Linked DNA regions of Homo sapiens: region 2 is linked to region 1. Evidence: chromatin loops called from intact Hi-C (ENCODE). Cell type or tissue: ascending aorta. All regions are shown on one strand. Links, peaks and the distances in the headings refer to the core of each region. The heading gives the core; the rest is flanking DNA. Region 1 has its middle 140 kb from the start of SCG2. Region 2 has its middle 58 kb from the start of KCNE4.

Region 1 (6,941 bases), core at 1,131-6,130:
GATCATCAAATTGTGTTTACTGCTGCTAAGTAGTTTAGTCTCAGCTCGGCTTGCTCCTGTGTCTGGGATCAGCTGCCTGATAGACTGGTGGCTGCTAGACTAGGGTGATCTCAGCTGGGCCTGCTGGGGTTGCTCTCCTGGGACTGCTCATGTGGTGGTGACTGTATTCTGGGAGAGAAGACTGAGGGACACGTGACCTTTTGAGGCCTAGAGGCAGAAAGACATGACATCACTTCTGATGAATTTTGTTGGTTAAAGCCAATCATCATGCTAGCCAGAGTCAAAGGGTAGAGAGAGAGAGAGAGACTCCCCTTCTTGGTGGGAAAAACTGCAAAGTCACATTGCAAAGAAGCATGAAAGAAAATCATCGTGGCCATTTTTGTTAATGATTTTCCACAAGGATCATGATTTGTCAGTACCTGGTAACTCTTCCTTCTTCTATTGGAAGGTGTTACTAAATAGAATGAGAGGAAGACAGAAACCAAAGGAACCTGTCCTGACTCAGGTTTGGGTCTCTAGGAGGATTCCCCAGCATTGTCATTGGGAGAACAAAGGGTATGACCTGCTGGTTCAGAGGGAAACTTTGAGTCTAAACTCCTGAGTTTTCTCCTGATTCCTTGGTGATAACAGTGGAAGGTGTCCAAAAGTGTCAGCCTGCTCTGTAGAGGGCAGCTGGTGATGCTGGACAGTGACCTCTCAGATAGGTCATTGTGCTGGGGTCAAAATGAGTCTGTGCCAAAGATTGCAGGGAGAGCACCTAGGCCAGGAATCAACTGAGCATCACAAGCAGACCCCAGGTGATGCCATGGTACCTGGCCATACTGAAAGAGGATAAACCACAAACCCTCTGTCTATAGACCTTAGCAACAAATTCCAGAAATGTGAGCAGTATACATTGGAAAACTCCATTGCCAGAAATCCAGCAAGTATCCAAAGAATAGCCTAAGAATACCCTTTATTGCCACAAAAGGACACAGGGTGCTCCCCATTCATACATCTTTAGAAGAGTGGGAAGGAAGACTGAACATTTATCTGAAAGGCTGATATGGTTTGGCTGTGTCCCCACCCAAAATTTCATCTTGAATTATAGCTCCCATAGTCCCCATGTGTCATGGGAGGGACCTGGTGGGAGGTAATGAATCATGGGGCCTGTCTTTCTTGTGCTGTTCTCGTGATAGTGATTAAGTCTCACGAGATCTGATGGGTTTATAAAGGGGAGTTCCCCTGCACATGCTCTCTTGCCTGGCACCATGTAAGATGTTACTTTGCTTCTCCTCTGCCTTCCGCTATGATTGTGAGGCCTCCCCAGCTATGGTGAACTGTGAGTCTGTTAAACCTCTTCCCTTTATAAGTTACCCAGTTTCAGGTATGTCTTTATTAGCAGCATGAGAACAGACTAATACAAAGGCATTGTTCAAACCAGAAGAAACTGAGGTTTTGTTAAGAGTAAATTTTTTCTTCCCTAACTCAGAGAAAGCTATAAAGATTTTGAATGTCCTCATCACAAAGAAATGATAAATGTTTAAGGTGATGCATATGCTAATTTCCTTGATTTTATCATTACGCAATTTACACATGTATTAAAATATGTTGTGTCCTGTAAATATGCACAATTATGTGTCAGTTGTAAAAAGAATAAAAGTAAAATAAAAGATGACTCTCAGAATGTTACCTCAAAATCAAAACCAAACCAAACCAAAGCAACAGCTATATTTTCTTTGTGCAGCTCCTGTGTCAAACAGCCTGAAACAGATAAGGTACAAATGTGACAAAATTTGATTTGTCTCCAACAATTACCCTCAACCACACTCAGATGAAACAGCCTTCTAGGTAGAACTGATAGCTTTCTTGTCACTTTCAATTAATAAAAAGTCTAATCCAAATAACTTCATTGTCTTGGAGGTGCCAAAGATTTCTTAAAGGAGACATGAAACATATAACCATAAAAATATTAATAAATTAGACTCTATTAAAATTAAGAACTTCTGTTCATCAAAAGACATCATTAAAAGGGAATAAAAAAGTAACTTACCAAGTAAGAGAAGATATTCACTTATGAATATTGAGATTCATATGGATTCATATCCAGAATATATAAGGAAGCCCTATATGTGAGTAAGACAACTCAAAAAAACGGATGAAAGATTAAACAAATATTTCAAAAAAGTAAGTATTGAGATGGCCAATAAACATATACAAAGTTGTTTAACTTCATTAGTCATCAGAAAAATACAAACTAAAACTATGAGATATTATTACCCAACCATTAGAATAGCTCAAATGAAACAGAAACTACCAAGTATAAAATTAAGATGTGAAACAATAGGCCTTCCACACAGTTCCTTAAAAAACTATTTGATAACTGATATAGTTTGGATGCTTGTCCCCTTGAAATCTCATGTTGGGTGTGATTCTCAGTGTCGAAAGTGGGGCTTGTTGGGAGATATTTCAGTCATGGGAGTAGATCCTTCATGAATGGCTTGGTGACTTTCTTGCAGTAATCAGTGAGTTAATGTAAAGTTTAGTTGTTTAAAAGAGTGTGGCACCTCTCCCTGTGCTCTTGCTCCCCCTGTCACTATGTGATGTTCTGGCTCCCCTTGGCCTTCATCTGTGATTATAAACTACCTGAGGTCCTCAATAGGAATAGATGCTGGCACTATGCTTCTTATACAGCCTGCAGAAACTCGAGCCAAAATAAACCTCTTTTCTTTGTAAATTACCCAGTTTCCGGTATTCTTCTATAGCAACACAAATGGACTAACACAGTAACATATGTCCAAACTGAAGATATGACCCAAAATTCCACTCCTGGGTACATATCAACCAGAAAAGTAAGCATATTTTCCACAAAGTACACATAGTAGAATATTCACTGTAAGTACTATTTTTGATACCTCTAAACTAGAAGCTATTTTATGTCCATAAACAATAGAATAGATAAATTGCAGTGTAGTTATATAGTAGAATATTTTACAAAGGTGCAAATACATGATCTACCAATACAAGTAAAAACACAAAAATGATTCTCAGCAACATAATGTTGAACGAAAGGAGTCAGACCCAAAATATACTATGTGATTTCATTTGTATAAAGTACAAAAACAGGTGAAACTAATGTATGTTGTTTAAATTCATGATATTGATTACTCTAGAGGGAGCAGGCTTTGAGAGTGGAAAGGAATAAGGGAGTATCTGGGGATTGGTAATATTTTGCTTCTTATCTGGATGTTGGTCACATTGGTGTGTTCAGTTTGTGAAAATTTAGCAATCTATACACCTCAGTGTACTTTTTAAAGTAGGTGTATTATATTTCAGTAAAAAGTTTTCAAAAGTCTGGTTCAGACCAATTTTAAATTGTAATCTCATACTTCCTTATCCCTTCACCAACACAGCTTTGTCTTACTTGAGGCTAAAAGTTCTGAGTAGGGATAGAATTTGGATGACTTTCTAAAGGCACCTGTACCACCCTTTCTAGTATTAACTTCTCTGGGGAGTTGGAGAGATGGAAAATGAGATAGAAGTAAAGAGAGCACCACTTTATTTTCCTTAACTGCCCATGTGATTGCACTATTGTTGATGGCCATTGCTCTTCTGGTCAGTTTGACCTTTTCTGTTACCCTTGGTGCAGCAGGGGAAGTGCTGGTTCTCAGAGGCATGCACATGAGTCAATTTGGAGGCACCGAGCCATGAGGTTTTCCTATTGCACAAGTTCCCTGGCACAGAAGACCTAGCTTTGCCTCTTTCATCATCACCCCCAACTGTTATCCCCAGAGTCACACTCCACAGCCTCTTGCCTCACCTCCCAGGGTTTCTGGCTTGCAGAAAGACACTTCGTGCCTAATTGTCTTCTGCAGTTGTATTAGTCTGTTCTCACACTGCTAATACAGACATACCCAAGACTGACTAATTTATAAAGGAAAGAGGTTTAATTGACTCACAGTTCCACATGGCCGGGGAGGCCTCACAATCATGGTGGAAGGCGAATGAGGAGCAAAGGCACATCTTACATGACAGCAGGCAAGAAGGCTTGTGCAGGGGAACCTCCATTTATAAAACCATCAGATCTCATGAGACTTATTCCCTACCACGAGAACAGTAGGGGGGAGACTGCTCCCATGATTCGATTATCTTCACCTGGCCCTGCCCTTGTTATGTGGGGATTATTACAATTCAAGGTGAGGTTTGGGTCGGGACACAGCCAAACCATATTAGCAGTTCTGGTTAATCCACAGAAAAGGTTCAGGCTGCTCCCTTTCTCCAGCTTGCCATTGATCTCTAATTTTCTTATCCTCTGGTAGGACAGACAATGGGTCTGAGTAGCCTAAGCTTATGTCCAATTTGAAACTGATGCTACCCCTTCTATAGGCACTGCAAATATTGATGAATGGATAAAGAATGGCACTCCAGATACTTATGAATGGATATTTATGAATGGATACTTATGAATGGAGAGCTGTTTCTTCCAGCTTTTCTGTGGTAGAGAGAATAATTCTTTCCTTCCTCCTTACAAAGACATCCATATCCTAATCTACAGAACCTTTGAATATGTTATATCACGTGGTAAGTAGGAATTAAGGTTGCTACTCAGCTGACCTTAAAATAAGGAGAGTATCCTGGATTATCTGGCAGACCTAGTGTAATCACAAAGGTCCTTAAATGTGGAAGAGGGAGGCAGGGTAACTAGTGTCAGAGCAGTGGAATGTGAGAAAGACTTGACTGGCTGTTGCAGGTTCTGAAGGTGAAGAAAGGGCCCATGGACCAGGGAATGTGGGCAGCTTGTAGAAGCTGGAAAAGGCAAGTAAATAGATATTCCCCTAGAGCCTCCAGAATGCAATGCAGCTCTGCCAACACCTTGATTTCAACCCAGTGGACCCATCTTAGACTTCTGACCTCCAGAACTGTAAGGTAATACATTTGCATTGTTTTAAGCCACTAATTTTGTGGTTGGTTGTTACAGCAGGAATGGTAAACTAATACACTCTCTTTTAGTTTGCAGGGAGAATGGATATAATCCCCTCCCAAAAGCTATGCAATTTCCTATAGGTGGGGTAAAGGCCCAGGATTCCATATGCTTTTCTCTTCTTTATCCTCTGGCCTCAAGTTCTCTCATGTTTATCTCCTAGAGAGGTGTATTAGTCTGGTCCCACATTGCTATGAAGAAATACCTGAGATTGGGTAATTTATAAAGAAAAGAGGTTTAACTGGCTCATGGTGATATAGGCTGTACAGGAAGCATGGTGCTGGCATCTGCTCAGCTTCTGAGGAGGCCTCATGAAACTTACCATCACAACAGAAGGTGAAGGAGAAGCCAGCACTTCACATGGCTGGAGCAGAAGGAAGAGAGAGAGGGTGGGGGAGGTGCTGCACATTTTTAGACAACCAGCTCTTGTGAGAACTGACTCACTATACAGTACCAAGGAGGGACGGTGCCAAACCATTCATGAGAACTCTAACCCCATGATCCAGTCACCTCCCACCAGGACCACCTCCAACACTGGAGATTACAATTACACATGAAATCTGGTAAGGAAACAGATCCGAACCATATAATTCTATCTCTGCCCCCCAACTCTAAAATCTCATGTCCCTCTCATTGTGAAATACAATTATGCCTTCCCAACAGTCCCCCAAAGTCTTAACTCATTCCATCATTAACATAAAAATCCAAACTCAAAAGTCTCATCTGAGACAAGGCAAGTCTGTTCCACCTATGAGCCTGTAAAACCAAAAACAAGTTAGTTACTCCCAAGACATAATGGGAGTACAGGCATTAAGAAATAATCCCATTCCAAAAGGGAGAAATTCACCAAAAGAAAGTGGCTACAGGCCCCATGCAAGCCTGAAACCCAGCAGGGCCATTATTATATCTCAAAGCTCCACAATAGTCTCCCTTGACTCCATATCTCACATACAGGGCACACTGGTGTAAGGGGTGGGCTCCCAAGGTCTTGGGCATCTCTGTCCATGAGGCTTTGCAGGATTCAGCTCCTGTGGTTAATCGCAAGGGCTGGTGTTGAGTGCCTGAGGCTTGTCCAGGTGCAGGGGGCAAGCTGTCAGTAGATTGTGACAGACCCCGTTGTGGGGTCTGGAGGATGGTGGCCCTCTTTTCACAGCTCCAAATGGCAGTGCCCCATTGGAGACTCTGTATGGGGGCTCCAACCCCTCATTTCCCCTCTGTGCTGCCCTAGTAGAGGTCCTCCATAAGGGCTTCGGCCTGGACATCCAAGCTTTTTCATACATCTTCAGAAATCTAGGCTTCCAAGCCTCAGCTATGACACTCTGCATGCCCAAAGGCTTACTACCACGTGGAAGCTGCCAAGGCCTATGGCTTTCACCCTCTGAAGCAGTGGCACGAGCTGTACCTGGGCCCCTTTTAACTCCAGCTGGAGCTGAAGTAGCTGGGATGCAGGGAGCAGTGTCCCAAAGCTGTGCAGGGCAGTAGGGCCCTGGGCCTGGCCCACTAAACCAAACTTTCCTCCTAGGTTTCTTAGCCTGTGGTGGGAGGGGCTGCCTAGAAGGTCTCTGAAATGTCTTCAAGGCCTTCTCCCCATTGTCTATTAGCACTTGGCTCCTCTTTTACTTATGAAAATTTCTGCAGCCTGCTTGAACTGCTCCCTTGAAAATGGCATTTTCTTTGCTATCACATGGCCAGGCTGCAAATTTTCCAATCTTTTATGCTCTTCTTTTCTTTTAAATATAAGTTCCAGTTTCAGGTCATTTCTTTGTTCACACATATAAGCATAGGTTGTTAGAAGTAGCCAGGCTATCCTGAATGTTTTGTTGCTTAAAATTTCTTCTGCCAAAAACCCTTAATCATTACTCTCAAGTTTAAAGTTCTACAGATCCCTAGAGCAGGGGCATAATGCAACTCTTACGTGCATCCATGTGAAGAGACCACCAAACAGGCTTTGTGTGAGCAATAAAGCTTTTTAATCACCTGA
Region 2 (6,941 bases), core at 1,036-6,035, 470 kb after region 1:
AGAATTCTATATCCATGGCCAGGCACGGTGGCTCACACCTGTAATCCCTGCACTATGGGAGGCCAAGGCGGGTGGATCACCTGAGATCAAGAGTTCGAGACCAGCATGGCCAACGTGATGAAACCCTGTTTCTACTAAAATTACAAAAAATTAGCTGGGTGTGGTGGTGTGCACCTGTAATCCCAGCCACTCAGAAGGCTGAGGCAGGAGAATCACTTGAACCTGGGAGGCGGAGGTTGCAGAGAGCCGAGATCACGCCACTGCACTCCAGCCTGGGTAATAAGAGCAAACACTGTCTCAAAAAAAAAAAAAAGAAAAAAGAAAAAAAGAATTCTATATCCATCAAAATATCCTTCAGGAATGAGAGTAATATACAAAGATACTATCAGATGAAGAGCCAAGACAACTTGCAGCAAGTAGACCTGGTCTAAAAGAATTGCTAAAGAAAGTACTTCAAATGGAATGAAAATGTTACCAGAGGGCAATTTGAAACTTCAGGAATAAAGGAAAAGCAACAGAATTGATAATGGTCCGGAAGATGACTGTTTTTGTCTTCTTAATTTATTTAAAATATGCATGAAAGTTGAAAGGAAAATGTATAGCATTGTATAATAAGATTTAAAATGTATACAAATATAATACATATGAAAAACAGACCACAAAGAGGGGAGGATAAAGGGATTTTATATAGTAGTAGATTCCTACATCCTCCAGAAAGTAATAGGATACTAATTCTAAATAGACTATGAAAAGTTAAGAATATATATTGCAATCCCTAGAGCAAACATTAAAAAGTATACAAGCAGAAATAGTCAAAAACTCAGTATAATAATCAAAATAGAACACTAAAAAAATTCAATGAATCTAAAGAACAAGAGTAAAAAGGATAACAAGAAATTTTTTTAATGGAGGAATAAACAGAAAACAAATCAAGACAGCAATAATTACATAAAATGAAAATTGTCCGAACACAGCAGTTAAAGGAGATAGATTGCCAAAATAAATTTTTTGAAGAGCCAACTATATGCTATTAAAAATCTCTCTTTAAATAAAATAATATAGGTGGGTTAAAAGTAGAGAGAGATGGAAAAAGATATACACAAAAACAAATGGGATATAACTAACAAGAAAACACAAAATTATCATTATTTGTAGGTAATATATTTATCTATTGGTGAAACCCAAGAAAATCAACTAAAAAATACTGTGGCCAAATTATAGCACTCAGTAAAGTGGCTGCTTATAAAATAAATATTCAGCCAGGCATGGTGGCTCATACCTGTAATCCCAGCACTTTGGGAGGTTGAGGTGGGTGTATCACTTGCAGTCAGGAGTTTGAGACCAGCCTGGCCAACATGGTGAAACCCTGTCTCTACTAAAAATACAAAAATTAGCAGGGTATGGTGGCACATGCTAATAATCCCAGCTACTCAGGAGGCTGAGGCAGGAGAATCGCTTGAACCCAGGAGGCGGAGGCTGCAGTGAGCCGAGATCACACCATCACACTCCAACCTGGGTGACAGAGCAAGACTCCATCTAAAAAAATAAAATAAAATAAAATAAAATATTCAAAACTTAACAACTTTTATATGTATTTATAATAACTAGTTTAAAAAATTAACTCATAATAGCAACAATGTTTTATTCTGCTAATGTTATATAGTATTTGACTTTTTTTATTTCAATCATTTTGAGGGAACAGTTGGTTTTTGGTCACATGGATAAGTCCTTTAGTGGTGATTCAATTTTTTGCCTTTTCCTTTCTGATCAGCAAAGTTATATTAAAACAGAGAGATGTTATAAGGAACACATTGCTTCACCTTATCAATTAGGTAGGACATTTTTAGTTCCGTTGCTGACTGTGTCTAGGAACATAAATGAGGAAACCTCTGCCTCCCAGTCCAGCCCACTCTCTGATTTTCTCTATTTGGAAGTACTCTTCAGTGGCATAGACAGACTTTCTCTGTATGGTGGTTGTATTAGTCCATTCTCAAGCTGCTATGAAGAAATACCCGAGGCTGGGTAATTATAAAGAAAAGAGGTTTAATTGACTCATAGTTCTGCATGGCTTGGGAGGCCTCAGGAGACTTACAATCATGGTGGAAGGCACCTCTTCACAGGGTGGCAGGAGAGAGAATGAGTGCAAGCAGGGGAAATGCCAGGCACTTATAAAACCATCAGATCCCATGGGACTCACTCATTATCACGAGAACAGCATGGGGAAACTGCCCCCATGATTCAATTACCTCTACCTGGTCCCAGCCTTGACACGTGGGGATTGTGGGGACTACAATTCAAGATGAGATTTGGGTTGGTACACAGAGCCAAACGTATCAGTGGTGAAGTAGATTTTTAATTAGTGTGCTTCCTGTTCTCAAGCCCAGTGCAAGATTTCTTCTCAGAGCTCCAGCTCCAAACAGAAGAACCCTAAAGAAAGATTGGTCCGTCTCAGGTACCAGGCTCTTACCTGTATCATCAGAGTGGTCAAGAAAATGGGAATTTGTAATTAACCAGGCCTATACTGTGCAGCTTATAGGAAAGGAGGAGGATCCTATAATTAATTGTCCCACCAGAATCACAAATCTAAAGTATGAGAGATTTAATACTTCAACCAGGGTGTGCAGTGCTAGACACCCTAAACCCACATCTTCCAAGAGGAAAGGCTTCTACAATAATTGGAATATAGGATTATAAAGAAGAAATGAAAGGCCCACATTCCCTCAGAAAACCCTGCCCCAAAAATGTACAGAAGAGAAACACCTCTGGGCCAAGAGCTAAATGGTGTTTTTGCTTTTCATCCAGAAAGAGCCAAGATAATGCAAAGGGAATATTATTCTTTCCTAACTGATGCAAACTTCTGGGGAGAAAAACATACAAGTGCAAACGTTATGTTCAAATCTACATATGCGTAATACATTCATGAGCACCAGTGTATCATTGTGATTTGGCACTTAATATTTAACGAATCTAATATTTTTGTTTCTATGAATACTTCTCAGCTGCCTGGGATAGCCTGAAAGTTCCTAGTCTCATTTCCCTGGTGGTTCTTTGCCAGAGAATGTAACAGTGAAGGAAATCAAAAGGCCTTATTTCATCAGCTGACACTGGAGGGAACAGCACAGGAATCACAGACTGAGGCTGGCAACCAGCCCCCTTTCTCACAGAGGAAAATTACCAGAACTCTCTGCAGAGTGACTAAGAGCTGCCAGCAGTGCTGCCTCGTGTCCTCTTCTCATCTGAGACTGAGCAGATGCAGCTTTATAAACAAGATGGAGAGAGAAGCCAGGATTCCACTGTGAGACAGAGCAAGCCACCTCTGACCAGGTGGTCTTCCCATCATATCTATGGACACTGGGCAGACAGCATGAAACGCTAATGGGCAAAAGCACCACAGATGCTTCCTGAAACCAGGGCAGTGCTGAAAGTCAACAGAATGGGCGTCCTGGTTAGGGTGGGTATCGGCTTTTTCATAATGTGGTCAGGGAGACAGACGCTCCCAAGAAACCCGTTGGCTCATCCAGTTGTCTGGCAGAGATGAATCGATGTTAAGACACATCCCTGACTGTGCCTTCCATGCATCTGTTCTAGAACTGGAAAGTTGCCAAGACCCTGAGGACTCCCACAACAGAAAACAGAGGGAAAAAAAATTAAATTGGAATAGTGTATTGTAGGAGTAATAGAGATTTGCATTATTTGCCTGATGTTTATCGGTTTTTGAACCACATGCAAATAAAGAGCCTCTGACTTACTCCCTGCTGTATCCCAGCTCCTAGTAGAAAAGCTAGTTCATAGAAGTGCTCAAAACATATTTCATAAATGAATGAGAGACATTACCTAATTTTCCTCCATACCAATCCTAATCATGAAAAAGGCTGGTGTGTACATATGTGTGTTGTGTATGTGCATGTATTTCATTGAATCCCTGCTTCTGAAGTACTTCTGAAATAGTAAAGCTCCTAAAGTACCAAAGACCAGGAAAATATGACCTCGTGTCTATGTGTAGCTGGCTAGATGATGAAAGGATAATATGGTCTGGTCAGAATATCCTACTAATTGGAGATTTTGAGTCTAGTTATCCCAGGGATAAACCATACATTTGAATATTTTAATATTCAATTATCTTTTTTTCCCTTTGTGAGAAAGAACTGAAACATCTCTAAAAAGGAGCAAATGAAGACAGTTTCATCAAGACCAGCACTCTAGGGAAGGAGAGCCTTACCATATCAGTGAAAGAAGGAATCAGGAAATTATCAGCTAGCAGCTGAAATAGAACTGTTGTCTGTCGGTCCCTAAAATGCAACTAAAAGTCTCCTATGAACACCATCACCCATTGTCTCTTTTTATACCCCTCAAGTTTCTTGTTATCCCTTTCTGGTATCTCATCTCAGAAATACCTCTCCAGGGATAATTACTGACCACACCTACCTTGGACATTTTATTTAACCAATTTTTGTCCATATTCCTATTTCAAATGAGGGATAAGCCCCTTCCCTCACCTCTGCTCCTTTGAAGCTAGGTCCTAAAAAGTGGGCAATAGGCCTAGATATTTCAGGACAGAGAAAGGAGCTATGCTAAGTCATTAGCCCACCACAAAACAGAATCTACTGTGAGAGAGGAGCTTCCACTTACAGAGCTAACTATAGGAGCACAATTTTCTGGGAAGATAAAAGTCAACGATCTTGGCAGCCAGGCTCCAGGTGCTCCTGCCTCCACCATGACATTCTCTTCTTAAGGCAAGAGCATGGTCCAAGAGTACCTTTTCCAGGCTGTCTTCACATCCTCAAGGATAAAAGCATACAGCACTAATTCTTCCCCCAAATCTACTTCCCCATGTTCAGGCGGGCCAACAGTACTACTGCCCGTTCACCTACATGCCACTCAGTCCTGCCACTAGAAAAGCCAGCATCTTTCCAGAGGGCTACCAAGCACTGCCAAGACACTGGACACAGTTCTCAAGCAAAATGGGTCCTTAATGGAAGACGCTCAAAATCTAGCTCTTGGATTGGGAGCAATGGAAGGCTGAATGCCCTTGGCCCAAAGGCTTAGGGTTGTTTAGGTTATGTTTCCTGGTCATCTTCAGCTGAACAGCCTGAAAAGGAAGGTTCCTAAGTGCTGGGAGGGAGAATGAAAAGGAAAACAAACAGAATGTAGAGACAGCTGTAGTGTGGATACCCAAGTTCCTTCTGAACTTTGTACACAGAGACCTCACACGTTCTCCTTTCCTCCCTTGGAAGCAGGGACAGATAGACACTGCTCTGCTACATGGACACATACTGGGAGCCCAAGCTTCCTTTTTGAAAACCCACGGGGATTTTTCTCTCTGGACCTCAGCCTGATACACTAACATAAAGAGGAATAGCCTTGTTTTCACTTCCTTTCTGTCTCAATTATCACTCTTTACACTCCAATCTCTTCTAATCCCCTTCATCTCTCCTGTCCCTCCTAGTTCTGTTCCTAGCCCTCCATCCCATTCTCACCAAAGTAAATGGGAAAAGAATTCTCAGGAGGGGGGAAAAAGATGACTTTCTCATCAGAAAAATAAACTTTTGGTGTTTATACTCAAAGATTATTTTAAATAACATGTGTGTTTTCACTCATTCAATAACTATCAATACCAACTCTGTACTCAGCCTTGTGGAGAAGATATTAAGGTGAACTAAGCACAAACTCCACTGTCCTAGGCCTCCCAGTGTTCTAATAATTTGTTCTGGTCTTAAGATTTTTATACAGATAGAAGCAAGGCATTATGGGAATATGGTGAAATAAACTCTTAATTGTCTCTAGAGATATCAAAGAAGGCTTCTTGGAGGAAACAACATTTGAGCTGGCTTTTAAAGGATGAATAATGATTCTCTAGCCAGACCAAGAAAAAAAGGAAAGAGTTTATGAGGCTAAAGGAAAGTCAACTTAAAAAATGTGAAGATGAAGACTAGCTTATGTATTCAGGGAACTGCGTTCGGTAGCAGTATTAGAGATGAGACTACCCAAGCAGAAAAAAGTCAGGGCATAGTGCATCCTATGATCTCTACGTTCTTTATTTAGTGGTTTGGACATTGTTGCATGAAAATTAGAGAAATGTAAGTGGTTTAGATTAGGATGCATCATGATCAGATTTGCATATTAGAAAGATCCCTACGGGCTGGGTGAGGTGGCTCACACTTGTAATCCCAAGATTTTGGGAGGCTGAGTCAGGCACATCACTTGAGGTCAGGAGTTCGAGACCAGCATGGCCAACATGGTGAAACCCCTTCTCTACTAAAAATACAAAAATTAGCCACACATCGTGGCACACACCTGTAATCCCAGCTACTTAGGAGGCTGAAACCAGAGAATTGTTTGAATCCAGGAGGCAGAGGTTTCAGTGAGCCAAGATTGCACCACTGCACTCCAGCCTAGATGACAGAGCAAGACTCCATCTAAAAAAATAAATAAATAAATAAAAATATCCTTCTGGCTACAGTACCAGGGATAATGCAACTGGGGTTAGACCAGAGGTGGGGAAACTAGTGAGGAAGGTACCACAAAGTCAAGCAAGAGATCGGGAGGGTCTGAACAAAGGCAGTGATGTGGGTTTGGAAAAGACGGCTTTGTATTATTTATCACTCAGTTCCTAAGGTAATATTTTTTTCCTGCCTAATATTGTAATGTGGAATCAGGCAAGAGAATGTCTGCATCTTAAGGCAAGGATTATGTGTGTTTTGGGCTTATCTTTATTAAAAATTACCTTATCCTGAACCTAACCTAAGCTCTTCCATCCAAAGTGAGTGGTGGCGGTGGTTATCATTGTTGACATGATTGTTATCATGATGATGATAATGATGACAATGACAACCCATTTAGAATATGAGAGCAGACCTTTAACTACTATAAATTAAATTTGCTATGCTCTGAATGTTTGTGTCCCCCCAGAATTCATATGTTGAAACTTAACCTCCAAGGTG

What was found. Peaks named below come from ENCODE experiments on the same cell type or tissue, not always from the same donor. Only the 100,000 strongest peaks of a DNase experiment are listed, where the experiment ranks them.
Region 2: it touches region 1 in a loop (3-fold over the local background); 2 of 110 quality-filtered maps call a loop at or near these places.

Annotation. Positions count from the first base shown.
Region 1 is chr2:223,462,732-223,469,672 of GRCh38, reverse strand. No RefSeq gene overlaps it. Among named protein-coding and RNA genes, the nearest start is that of SCG2, 140 kb to the left of the region's middle. In ascending aorta, for the core only: no CTCF peak of the experiment used is centred there; a DNase peak (open chromatin) is centred at 3,692; H3K27ac peaks cover 1,729 bases.
Region 2 is chr2:222,990,715-222,997,655 of GRCh38, reverse strand. No RefSeq gene overlaps it. Among named protein-coding and RNA genes, the nearest start is that of KCNE4, 58 kb to the left of the region's middle. In ascending aorta, for the core only: no CTCF peak of the experiment used is centred there; a DNase peak (open chromatin) is centred at 3,155; H3K4me3 peaks cover 563 bases; H3K27ac peaks cover 4,183 bases.